Regions from separate parts of the Homo sapiens genome. Here region 2 is linked to region 1. The links are chromatin loops, found by intact Hi-C in ENCODE. Cell type or tissue: IMR-90. All regions are shown on one strand. Links, peaks and the distances in the headings refer to the core of each region. The heading gives the core; the rest is flanking DNA.

What was found. Hi-C counts contacts between places; a loop is a spot of excess contacts. Peaks named below come from ENCODE experiments on the same cell type or tissue, not always from the same donor. Only the 100,000 strongest peaks of a DNase experiment are listed, where the experiment ranks them.
Region 2: it touches region 1 in a loop (12-fold over the local background); 18 of 110 quality-filtered maps call a loop at or near these places.

What each region holds. Positions count from the first base shown.
Region 1 is chr5:74,670,185-74,675,571 of GRCh38, forward strand. It overlaps a transcript of HEXB not described here. Among named protein-coding and RNA genes, the nearest start is that of HEXB, 12 kb to the right of the region's middle. In IMR-90, for the core only: a CTCF peak has its summit at 2,948 (motif pointing right); a DNase peak (open chromatin) is centred at 2,977; H3K27me3 peaks cover 274 bases.
Region 2 is chr5:75,263,594-75,268,980 of GRCh38, forward strand. No RefSeq gene overlaps it. Among named protein-coding and RNA genes, the nearest start is that of ANKRD31, 29 kb to the left of the region's middle. In IMR-90, for the core only: a CTCF peak has its summit at 2,252 (motif pointing left); no DNase peak of the experiment used is centred there.

The DNA of each region.
Region 1 (5,387 bases), core at 164-5,163:
GGTTTTTTTTGTACACTCTCATGCCCACCTGTGAGTGGTGCCTTTGTTTTAGCCTCTTTTTTTTTTTTGCCTACTCACAAACCAGTCAGTACACACTCCCTATTCTGAGCCCATAAAAGCCCTGGACTCAGCCACACTGAGAGAAACCATCAACTTCAGGCGGGGGACCACCCTCACGTCCCCTCTCTGCTGAGAGCTATTTTATTGCTCAATAAAATTATTCTCCACCCTCCTCGCCCTTCAATTGTCAGCCCAATTTCATTCTTCTCAGAGGTGAAACAAGAACCCAAGACCCACCAAATGCGAATACACAGAAGGCTGTACTACTGTGGCCCTCTGCCCTCCGCCAGTGAAGCGCAGCTGCCTCATGTAACAGGAAGTAGCAGCAGGGCCAAGCCAGCCCCCAGAGCTGCCAGCCAGGGTGGGGCAAGATGCTAACAGAACTGTTAACATGCTGTCAGTCAGGCTGTGGATGGCAAGACTAAAAGAGCTAATTAGCACTCTGTAACACCCCCTCTGGGACTTTGGGGTCATGGGTGCACCTGCCCGGGCGCCACTGCATTCCTCTTGTTTAGATGCTGGAGTCCACTGTGGGAGTGGTTTGCAACACGCCTGGTCCAGCCACAAGACCCACACAGAGCCTGCTCCTGTGCTGCTTGGAACAATTGGCTGGACCCCGCACTTGCTCGCTCACACACCCCCTCCCACCAGGGGCCAAGCACATAGTCACGGTGGCTGCAGGATCTGTACCAGAATGCAGGCCGGGTGCAGCCCAGGAGGCCAAGTGGACAGAGCATCTCTGCAGCAATCCCAGGTCCCAGCAAGGCTGGCAGGAAGTCTCCTGACAGGAAGTCTTCAGCCAGCAAAGTGACCGAGAAAAGTCCTATATCAGTATTATTGTTATCCTCAAGGGATAGGGTGGTACACAGAAAGACTGATGGTAAAAAAACAACTACAGTAAGGGACAACAATGCCACAAGAGTACTGGCAACAAAGTGTTCCAAGACCCATAAAAATAATAATCGTCTCCTCATTAATCTTATGTATTCATCAGACCTTACGTCCACTGAACCCTTGAGTACTGGAAACAACCCAAAGGTCCATCAACTAGTAAATGGATAAACAAATTCCACACCCTGAGTACTACTCAGCAATAACAGGAATAAACTGTGGATACGCACTACAACCTGGATGAATCTCAAAATAATTATGCTGAGTAAAAGAAACCAGACAAAAAAAAAAGCCATATGGTACATTTGTATACAATTCTAGAAAATGCAAACTAACCTGTAGTGACAGAAAGCAGATCAGTACTTGTCTGGATGGAAGGTAGGGCCAGGGGCAGGGAGGGGAGAGAAGGGTGAAGCGGGGAGATTGCAAAAGGGCCTGAAGAAACAAGGGGAGTGATGGGTATGTCCAATATCTGATTGTGGCAATGGTTCCACCGCCATGTATCTAAAACTTACCAAATTGTATACTTTAAATATAGGCAATTTATTGTATGTCAATCACACTCAGTAAAACTGTAAAAATAAATTTTATCTTATACTTGCTGATTCTTTTCTAATAGATCTGGGCCAAAACTCAAACACTGATATTTTTTTCAAAGCTCTCAAGATGAGCCTGATGCACAGTGAGGTTAAAAATCCCAGGTCCCATGATACCTGAGATGCTTCCTGGGTGTCCGATTCTGTCTGTCTGCAATGGGAGGACTCCTTGGTGAATGCTAGGAAAGTATTCTCCTCACATGGAGACCGGCGCCTTGGTGAGAATAGGTGGCGGCCACTCGTTTGCTGTTGGTTATTCCTGCTTCTGTGCCTCACACTGGAATTTGGGCTGATGAGGTCTGTGTGCTTTGTTCCTGCAAAGCTTGCAGTCTGATCCAGGCTTCTGCTATCCCGATATATGTGATGCTTGTTCTCAGGCAATAGCCCCCACCCTGACCCCTCTCTAGCGTCATGACTTTGTGAACTGTCAAAGTGGTCACCACATGCCCCTCATCCATCTCCCTGCCTGTGGTACACACTGCGAGCCCTTCAGGGAATGTACTCCTTGCTCCAATAGGGCAGCCCTCCAGGGAAGCCCAGTGTCCCCTCAGCTAACCAGCATATCTTCAACAAAAAAGCAGTTATTTTTCCACTTGCCTCTGGAGGCTTCCAGCTGAGCTTTCTGGTCCTTTGCACACTGCACAGCTCTTCGTGCCAATATTGCCCAGAGCACTTCCACCAGTGCCAGCTGCCTGCCTGTAAGTCCTGGTGAGAAGTGAGCCCTCACTCCATGCCCCAGAGTCAGATCCACAGCCTCTGAAGCTATAGACCACACTGAATGCCTCTGACAGAGAGCAGAACCAAATTCCAATCCCTAGCCCCCAAGAACATTCTCTCTCACGAAGACAAACTCCCCACCTCTCTCTAGACTTCTTTAAAAGGGAGGAGAGGGCAGGCTGACATGCCAACTGACAGCAATGCCCTCTTAGCAAACCCTGCACTGGGTAGCTAGTGCCATTTCTGCTTCCCTGAGAGATGTCCTGTCACACCTCCTTGTTCATATCCACACGTCAAATTAAGTCCTTTGTCTATTACATTTCCCAGTCCCCTCCCGGTTCAGCTTTCTCCATCATCTCATATACAAGACAAATCGTAGAGAGTGGAAGGAAGGTTAAGAAGGACTATTTTTAAGAGGGGTAGGAGACATGCAGTTGCCAACATGAACTTTGCCCCCAGTCTGGAGACTTTGGATTTAGAAACCTTAGAAGGTTTGCTTCTTGTGGCATCAGAGCAGCCTTTGGTCACCAAAATGTTTCCAGATGGATTCAGATTTTTTTTTCTTAGCATCTTGGTACTTGGTCTGCATTAACAGATCAAATGAATACCCAAATTATATAAATAGTATTCATTAATAGAAAAGGTAGAGAATTGGGGAACAAGATAGTGTGGATTCCCACCAGATGGCACTGTTTAATAGATAAGGAAGAGAAAGTTGTTTTTGTGGCTAATTTTAGCAAAGCAGGGAGAAATGCTTGCCAGTTGCCAGAGCAGATTTAACTCCAAGCCGTCTTCTTGCCCTTCTGGACAGGCCAGTTTAGCTCCCCCTTGCCAGATGGCACTCAATCTCAGTTTTCATAATTGCAGTGACAGAATTCACAAATATTTCGGGTTGCTTATGGATATGTCATGAGAGTAGAAAAATGTGATCATCTAATTTCAGGAGCTCCGTCCCTGCCACAGAATGTTCCCACTTCTGCAGGAGTTAGGCAGCTTTGCTTGCTTGTCTGCCCAGGTCCTAGGCTGTCCACCCACCTCAACAAATTGTATCACTGTCCATGGGGATGCTGAAGTGGCTCACTAGGCATCCATCCATCTCCCCTCCTCCCAGTGTGTCCTCCGGTAGAACAGAGGCTGGCAACTACACTTCCCAGACTCCCTTGCTGCTGGGGTTCCATGTTCTTTAGTTTCTGCTCATTAGATGTGATTGCATGAGCCTTGAATTCAGAAGTGAGTTAGGTGGAGACTGAGACAGGGCATGACGTATCCCTTTGCTGTGTAGACTGGAGCTGAAATGGTGTAATTCTAGAGTTAGCACCTATAGCAGAGGCTTCTCCATCCGGCATGCAGCTTCCTGGTCATGACAAGAGCAGTTACTCAAGAAATTTCAGCCAAGAGCCAAGTTCTTCAGCTCTCACAAGGATTCTGTGAGCCACTCGATACTCTGTAATTAGTTAATTCCTCCTAAAGCTAGCTGGAGTGGATTCTGTTCTGTCAATCTACAATAATCAAAAGGGTCAGAATTTAGTTATACTCAAAGTGTGAGGATGAACCACCCAGAAACACCAACTCCAAAGGAATGGAGTTGGCATTCAGAAGCAGGGAAGTAAATATTTCATTTGTATAGGTGGGAACAGAGGAATTTTTAGCAGAATTACAACATTATTATTCATGTGAGTCTGGCACATTCTTATAGCAATTTAATTGGCTATAGGCCATGTTTCTTTTTGAGAAGGGTACATTTGACATTTTTTAACAGAGGGTGTAATAATCATTGGTTGTTTGTCATTTGGTCTAAACAAACTAGAACAAAGGGGAAGTTAAATCTATAACAAGAGTCCAAGGTCATCAATTAAGAAGAAAGGAGGTTTTCAGCCAGGCGTGGTGGCTCAAGCCTGTAATCCCGGCACTTTGGGAGGCCGAGGCGGGCAGATCACAAGGTCAGGAGATCGAGACCATCCTGGCTAACATGGTGAAACCCCGTCTCTACTAAAAATACGAAAAAATTAGCCAGGTATGGTGGCAGGCGCCTGTCGTCCCAGCTGCTCAGGAGGCTGAGGCAGGAGAATGGCGTGAACCCGGGAGGCGGAGCTTGCAGTGAGCTGAGATTGCGCCACTGCACTCCAGTCTGGGAGACAGAGCAAGACTCTGTCTCAGAAAAAAAAAAAAAAAAGAAGAAGAAGAAAGGAGGTTTTTATCTCAGATGCCATTTATTTATCTCTAGTCATTATACAGAATGAGAAAAATAAGAAAGTAAGCTAATCTATAATCTGAGAACAGAAGTTGTAAGCATATGTGATGCGGATCACAGTCACATCTCTGTCAAGGCTTAAGGCATTTTTGGAGGTTCCAAAAAGCTTCTAAATTTTATTTATTTTCTCAGTTCTCTGTAACTAAGCATTGAATGACTGATAGATTATCTACCTGTAAGTCTGAGCTAGAAATCTGATAAATTTCCTAAATTCCTCTTTTCCTCATTTCCCATAGCTAGCTGATCCACAGATATTGTGAGGATATTATCTAAATAAGTTGTGGTAAAGAAAAAATTATTTGGACACCTGTCAAAATGATAAGGAAGCCTTTATTCAGGACTATTCCAATAGGTGTCAAGACTATTGCAACATGGGAGTCAGATCAGGCTGAACTCTGAATATTGCAAAGACAGCTGGAAATTTATAAGCAACCAGCAGAGTGAGGGGGTCAGTGGATGGCAATTTATTAAAAGGAACCATCAAAGGTAAGAGGATTCCTGCTGAAGGCAGGCCAGGGTGATCAGACATCAAGGATGGGGATGAGAAATTTAATCAGGTATCGAGAGCAATTAAATATCAACAGTGGGGGATTCTTACTAAACTAATTATCTGGATTCTTGCTAGAACTGGGCTATGGAGGTCCAGGGAGAATGGGGGCCAAAGTCGAAGTCTAGTCCAGAAGAGGCTTAGTCAGGTCTCAGAGCCTGACTAAAGTTTGGTCAAGAGAGGGTCTTTGTCAGTTGATACATAAAAAAGTGCTCAGCAAAGAGCAACAAGAGGCTCCACTAGTTCTCTTTCTCCTCCTCATTTTGCTATTATGTGAGGCCATTCTGTGAGGGAGGAGAAAGCTCAGTGGATTTAAGTAAATGAA
Region 2 (5,387 bases), core at 333-5,332, 590 kb after region 1:
GTGGCTCACACCTATAATCCCAGCACTTTGGGAGGCTGAGGCAGATGGATCACCTGAGGTCGGGGGTTCGGGACCAGCCTGGTCAACATAGCAAAACCCCATCTCTACTAAAAATACAAAAATTAGCCAGGCATAGTGGTGCATGCCTGTAATCCCACCTACTCGGGAGGCTGAGGCACAACAATCGCTTGAACTCAGGAGGCGGAGGATGCGATGAGCAGAGATTGTGCCACTGCACTCCAACCTGGGCGACAGAGTGAGACTCCATCTCAAAAATAAACAAATAAAAGATGAAATCATAGAAATGCAAATTAACACCATAATAAGATGCAATTTCATAATTAGCAGATTGACAATAATTTAAAAGTCCAAGAACACAAAGTGCTGGTTGGGTCACAGAGCAACAGGAACTCTTACATACCACTAGCAGGAATATAAAGAGATACGAGCACTGTGGAAGCAGTTAGGCAGCATTTCCTAAATTGAACATGCATCCTACAACCTAGTAATTCCACTCCTAGAAAAATCCCTACAGGACACCAGGACACATGCCTAACATTTTTTATAATAGCCAAGAAGTAGACACAGCCCAATTGTCATTACATGGAGGGAATAGATCTAAATATTCATCAAGAAGAGAATGGACAGATAAATTGCAGTACTTTACATGACAGGGTATCTTATGACTGAGAAAATGAGTGAAGATATCAACATGAATGAATTTTAGAAACCATTCTTACAAAGTTTAAAAATGAAAAACTAAATAATATGTTATTTAGGACCCAATTATTTGTAGTAAAACTTGAAATAAAAGGAATAAATTATAAACAAAATTTAGAGTAGCAATTACTTCTTGGGAGAGGCAGATAAATGGTATGGGGAAGAAGTCTCAGGGGACTCAAAAACATTAGTAATGCCCCCTGTCTTGAGTTGTTTTGTGCATCACAGATGGATTTTTTTGTTATTATTCTTCATTGCTTCCACAGGATGAAGATATACATATAATATATAATTAATATGTTATTATGTATGTCAATTGTAAAGTATATAACTGTATGTAATATATGACATAATTAATACTAATACACAATATGTTAATTTATATAGTATACACTAATTATATACAGTATATTAGTATTAATTATGTAGTATATTATATAGTCACCCTGAGTGGTGGGGTTCTACATTGTAATTTTCTACATTTCCCATGAGCCGGGCATGGTGGCTCACACTTGTAATCCTAGCACTTTGGGAGGCTGAAGTGGCCAGATCACTTGAGGTCAGGAGTTTGAGACCAGCATGGCCAACATGGCAAAACCCCAACTCTACTAAAAATACAAAAAATTAGCTGGGCATGGTGATGCACACCTGTAATCCCAGCTACTCAGGAGGCCGAAGCAGCAGAATTGCTTGAACCTGGGAGGCAAAGTTGCAGTGAGCCGAGATCGAGCCACTGCACTCCAGCCTGCATGACAGAGCACAACTCTGTCTCAAAATAATAATAATAATAAAATTATTACCTACGTTTCCCTAATTGCTTTAATATTAATGCAGTACTTTCATGATCAAAAGATGGTGATTTTTTATAATGTCTAGAATGTTTGCACAGTTTTTTGAAATTTGATCTGAACCTTCTGTCTAGTTTCGTGCTGTGGGAGGGCTAATCTCTAAAGATATGACATTGCTATCTAGTTGACAAGTAGGTGTCAAAACGCTAATGCACAAATTTCAACTATGCCAACATTGCTTTTATTTATTTATTTATTTAATTTCTTTAGTCAGAGTCTCGCTCTGTGGCCCAGGCTGGAGTGCAGCGGCACAATCTCAGCTCACCGCAACCTCCACCTCCTGTGTTCAAGCGATTCCCCCTGCCTCAGCCTCCCGAATAGCTGGGATTACAGGCATGTGCCACCATGCCCGGCTAATTTTTGTATTTTTGGTAGAGACAGGGTTTCACCATGTTGTCCTGGCTGCTCCCGAACTCCTGACCTCATGTGATCCACCTGCTTCGGCCTCCCAAAGTGCTGGGATTACAGGCATGAGCTACCATGCCCAGCCACTAACATTGCCTTTAAACATTCAGTATTCCTTAGTCAGTATTACTTCCTTCCTATCTTTTGAAGATATACTTCCCATGTTTATCCTTAACATTTCCCACGTCTCTAAGGGTCCCTTGAACTCTGAAATTCAGTAACTCAGAAGTCTTGAATGAAAACTAAGATTCTTTTTTCCCCCCAGCCCTTTAGCAACATCTAGTGGGTATTTAGAGACAGGACAAGACAAACTTTTTCCTACATAAGGATCAACCATATAGATGGCAAATTTGACTTAGCAAAAAAAAAGCCATAAGTCTTCAAACAAAATCTCTCCTGTGATTAATTTGTTACATGCATGGGTGTGTATGTAGACACTTAAGATAAAGTACAGCCAGCATTTCCTCATTTAGCCTGCTATAAACATAGACAAGAGTTGTTACTACATTACATAATGGGCATTATCACGAAGAACCTCAGGAAAGATCTGAAGCAAGAGTACCAGCACAGTGTGAAAACCTCCAAAAGCAAAAAGGAAGAATTTGCGTAGAATGGCATCTTTCAGAAACAGAAGTCTCTAGGCATAGAAGCAGAGAGTAACAGAGGAGAGAGAGCAGGAGTGGTGGGCTAGGGAGGGAGCAAAAGAAGAAAAGAATAAAGCAAAATCATTGGGACAGATAGATTTATAGAATCCAGAGTTCTTATCCTAAGATAACTGCAGCTCAGTCATTGCTCGCCTAACCAAAAGTAGGTTTCCCTTCATCATTCAAGCCTGCTCCCCCAAAGATCTTTGCCATCTTTCCCTTTGACTTGCTGCATTACCTATCTCATCTCACTTTCACTGGAGGTTCTGATCCTAGGTAGATGATGGCTGATAGCTGATGACTGAGAGAAAGAAGCTCCTAACTTCTGTCTGTAGAAGTAGATAAAGAAACTATGACTGCAACCTCTCTTATTCCCACCAAAACTTGAGTCCTAACAAAAGCAGCCCTTTTCCTAGAAAGCTGGTAACACATTCCTAAAATTAGTTAGCATTCTGACCTTTACAACATAGGTGGAGACTCTCTCAACATTATCCAGTTATAAGAAGGGGATGGCCTGAGAGTCAGGCATCCTGGGCTCTTTAGCCTCATTACTTTTTAACCCTATTAGCATAGACACTTTAATCTCTCTGTGCCTCAATTTCTCTATCTACAAATTAGATATGATTAATCATTTCCTTGCAATTTTCATGGGCAGTTCTCCATGATCAATTAACATTTATGAAAATGTTTTCCCCATAGAAGAAAATCCAGGAAACCTAGGTAATAGTATTAGCATTCCCATGCACACCTATGAAACAAATACCTGTTTATGGCTATCAACATGTGGTGCTGGGCTGAGATCCACACAAGTTAGGTAAACCCAGTCTTGCAATCTAGGACTATGTTGTTCCAATTTGGCTTATGACAGGAGAACATAGAACATTACTGAGGAATTTTTGAGGCAGTATGTTGGGGAGTCAGCAAATGTGAGTTAGGGGAAGGGAGGACTTGTCCTATCAGATATTAAAATATATTTTAAAGCTCTGTTGGTTAAAATATCATGATATACTGGATCAGTGGTAGACAGATAGCTCACTGAAAGGTAATGGGGACCCCGTAAACAGATCTATGCATGTATGAAAATGCTTGGCAATGTAGATCAATAGGGAAAGTAGGAAATATTTAAGACACAATGTTGGAACCATTAGTTATTTGTGTATGAAAAATTGATTCTGGATCCATACCTCAAACTGACACAAACTCAATTCCAGATGGGTCAATGAAAAAGCCAAATTTTTAAAAATTTGGAAGAAAATACAAAATATCTTTATATAATCGCAAGATAGAGAAGGTTCATAAACAAGACACAAAAAACAAAATTCATGAAGAAATGATTGATAAACTTTGCTCCATAGAAATTAAGAATTGTGTTATTTGTTATTGTTGTTGTTGTTTGAGATGGAGTCTCTCTCTGTCACCTAGGCTGGAGTGCAATGGCATGATCTCACTGCAGCCTGTGTCCACTGAGTTCCAGCAATTCTCGTGCCTCAGCCTCCCAAGTAGCTGGGATTACAGGCGTGTGCCACCACACCCAGCTAATTTTTGTATTTTTAGTAGAGACAGGGTTTTGCCATGTTGACCAGGCTGGTTTCAAACTCCTGACCTCAAGTGATCCGCCCACCTCCGTCTCCCAAATTTCTGGGATTACAGGAGTGAGCCACCACGCCCAGCAAGAATTGTGTTCTTTGAAAAGGCAAGGAGAGAGTAAAAAGGGCAATGCATAAACCGGCAGAAAATATTGCAGGACATATGACCAGGAAATTAATATTTAGGTTATATAAAGAACTCTTCTAAATCAGTAAGAAATCAAACAATCCAATAAAAAAATGGGCAAAGATTATGAACAGGCATTTCTCACAAGAGGAAGTATGAATAGTGGGTAAATACACGAGAGGGTGTTCAACTTTATTTTCAATGAGTAAAATGTAAATTGAAATTAAAAGTAACATCATTCCACATTTACATATACCTAGATATATTCCCTTGGAAGCTTTTACACAGGCACATTAGGAGACAAGTTCAGTATATTCACCAGAGCCTTTTTTATTAAAAAAAAAGTGGAAAAAAGTGTATTAACAGAAGAATAAATAATAAATTGTGATATGTTAATATAATACAACAGCTAAAATAAATGAACTACAGTTGTATCAATATAAGTGACTTGAAAACATAAAGTTCAGCCAAAAGGAAGGTATGGAAGAACATACCCATTTATATAACCTTCAGAAAAAAAAAAGACAGAGCTACTCAAAATATATTGCCTAGGCTGGGAGCCACCGGTGGCTCACACCTATAATCCCAGCACTTTGGGAGGCCAAGGCAGGCAGATCACCTGAGGTCAGGAGTTCGAGACCAGCCTGGCCAACATAGTGAAACCCCATCTCTACTAAAAATACAAAAATTAGCCAGGCACAGTGGTGCACACCTGTAATCCCAGCTACTTGGGAGACTGAGGCATGAGAACACTTGAACCCGGGAGGCAGAGGTTGTAGTGAGCCAAGATTGCACTGGTGCACCCCAGCCCAGGCGACAGAGTGAGATCTTGTCTCAAAAAAAAAAAAAATTATACACATATATAGGCTAAAAAATACATAGATTGTGGTAATATAATAGAGAAAAACAAGGTGATAGCAGTGACAGTAGCACAGTTTTTCAGTCTCTACATAAAAACAGAGAAAGTAGATGTTAAAACCAAAAACTCATTGGCAACATTTGCAACACAGCCAGGTGACAAGGTCTCTCTACAAACCTCAAAACACAAGTTGGTGAA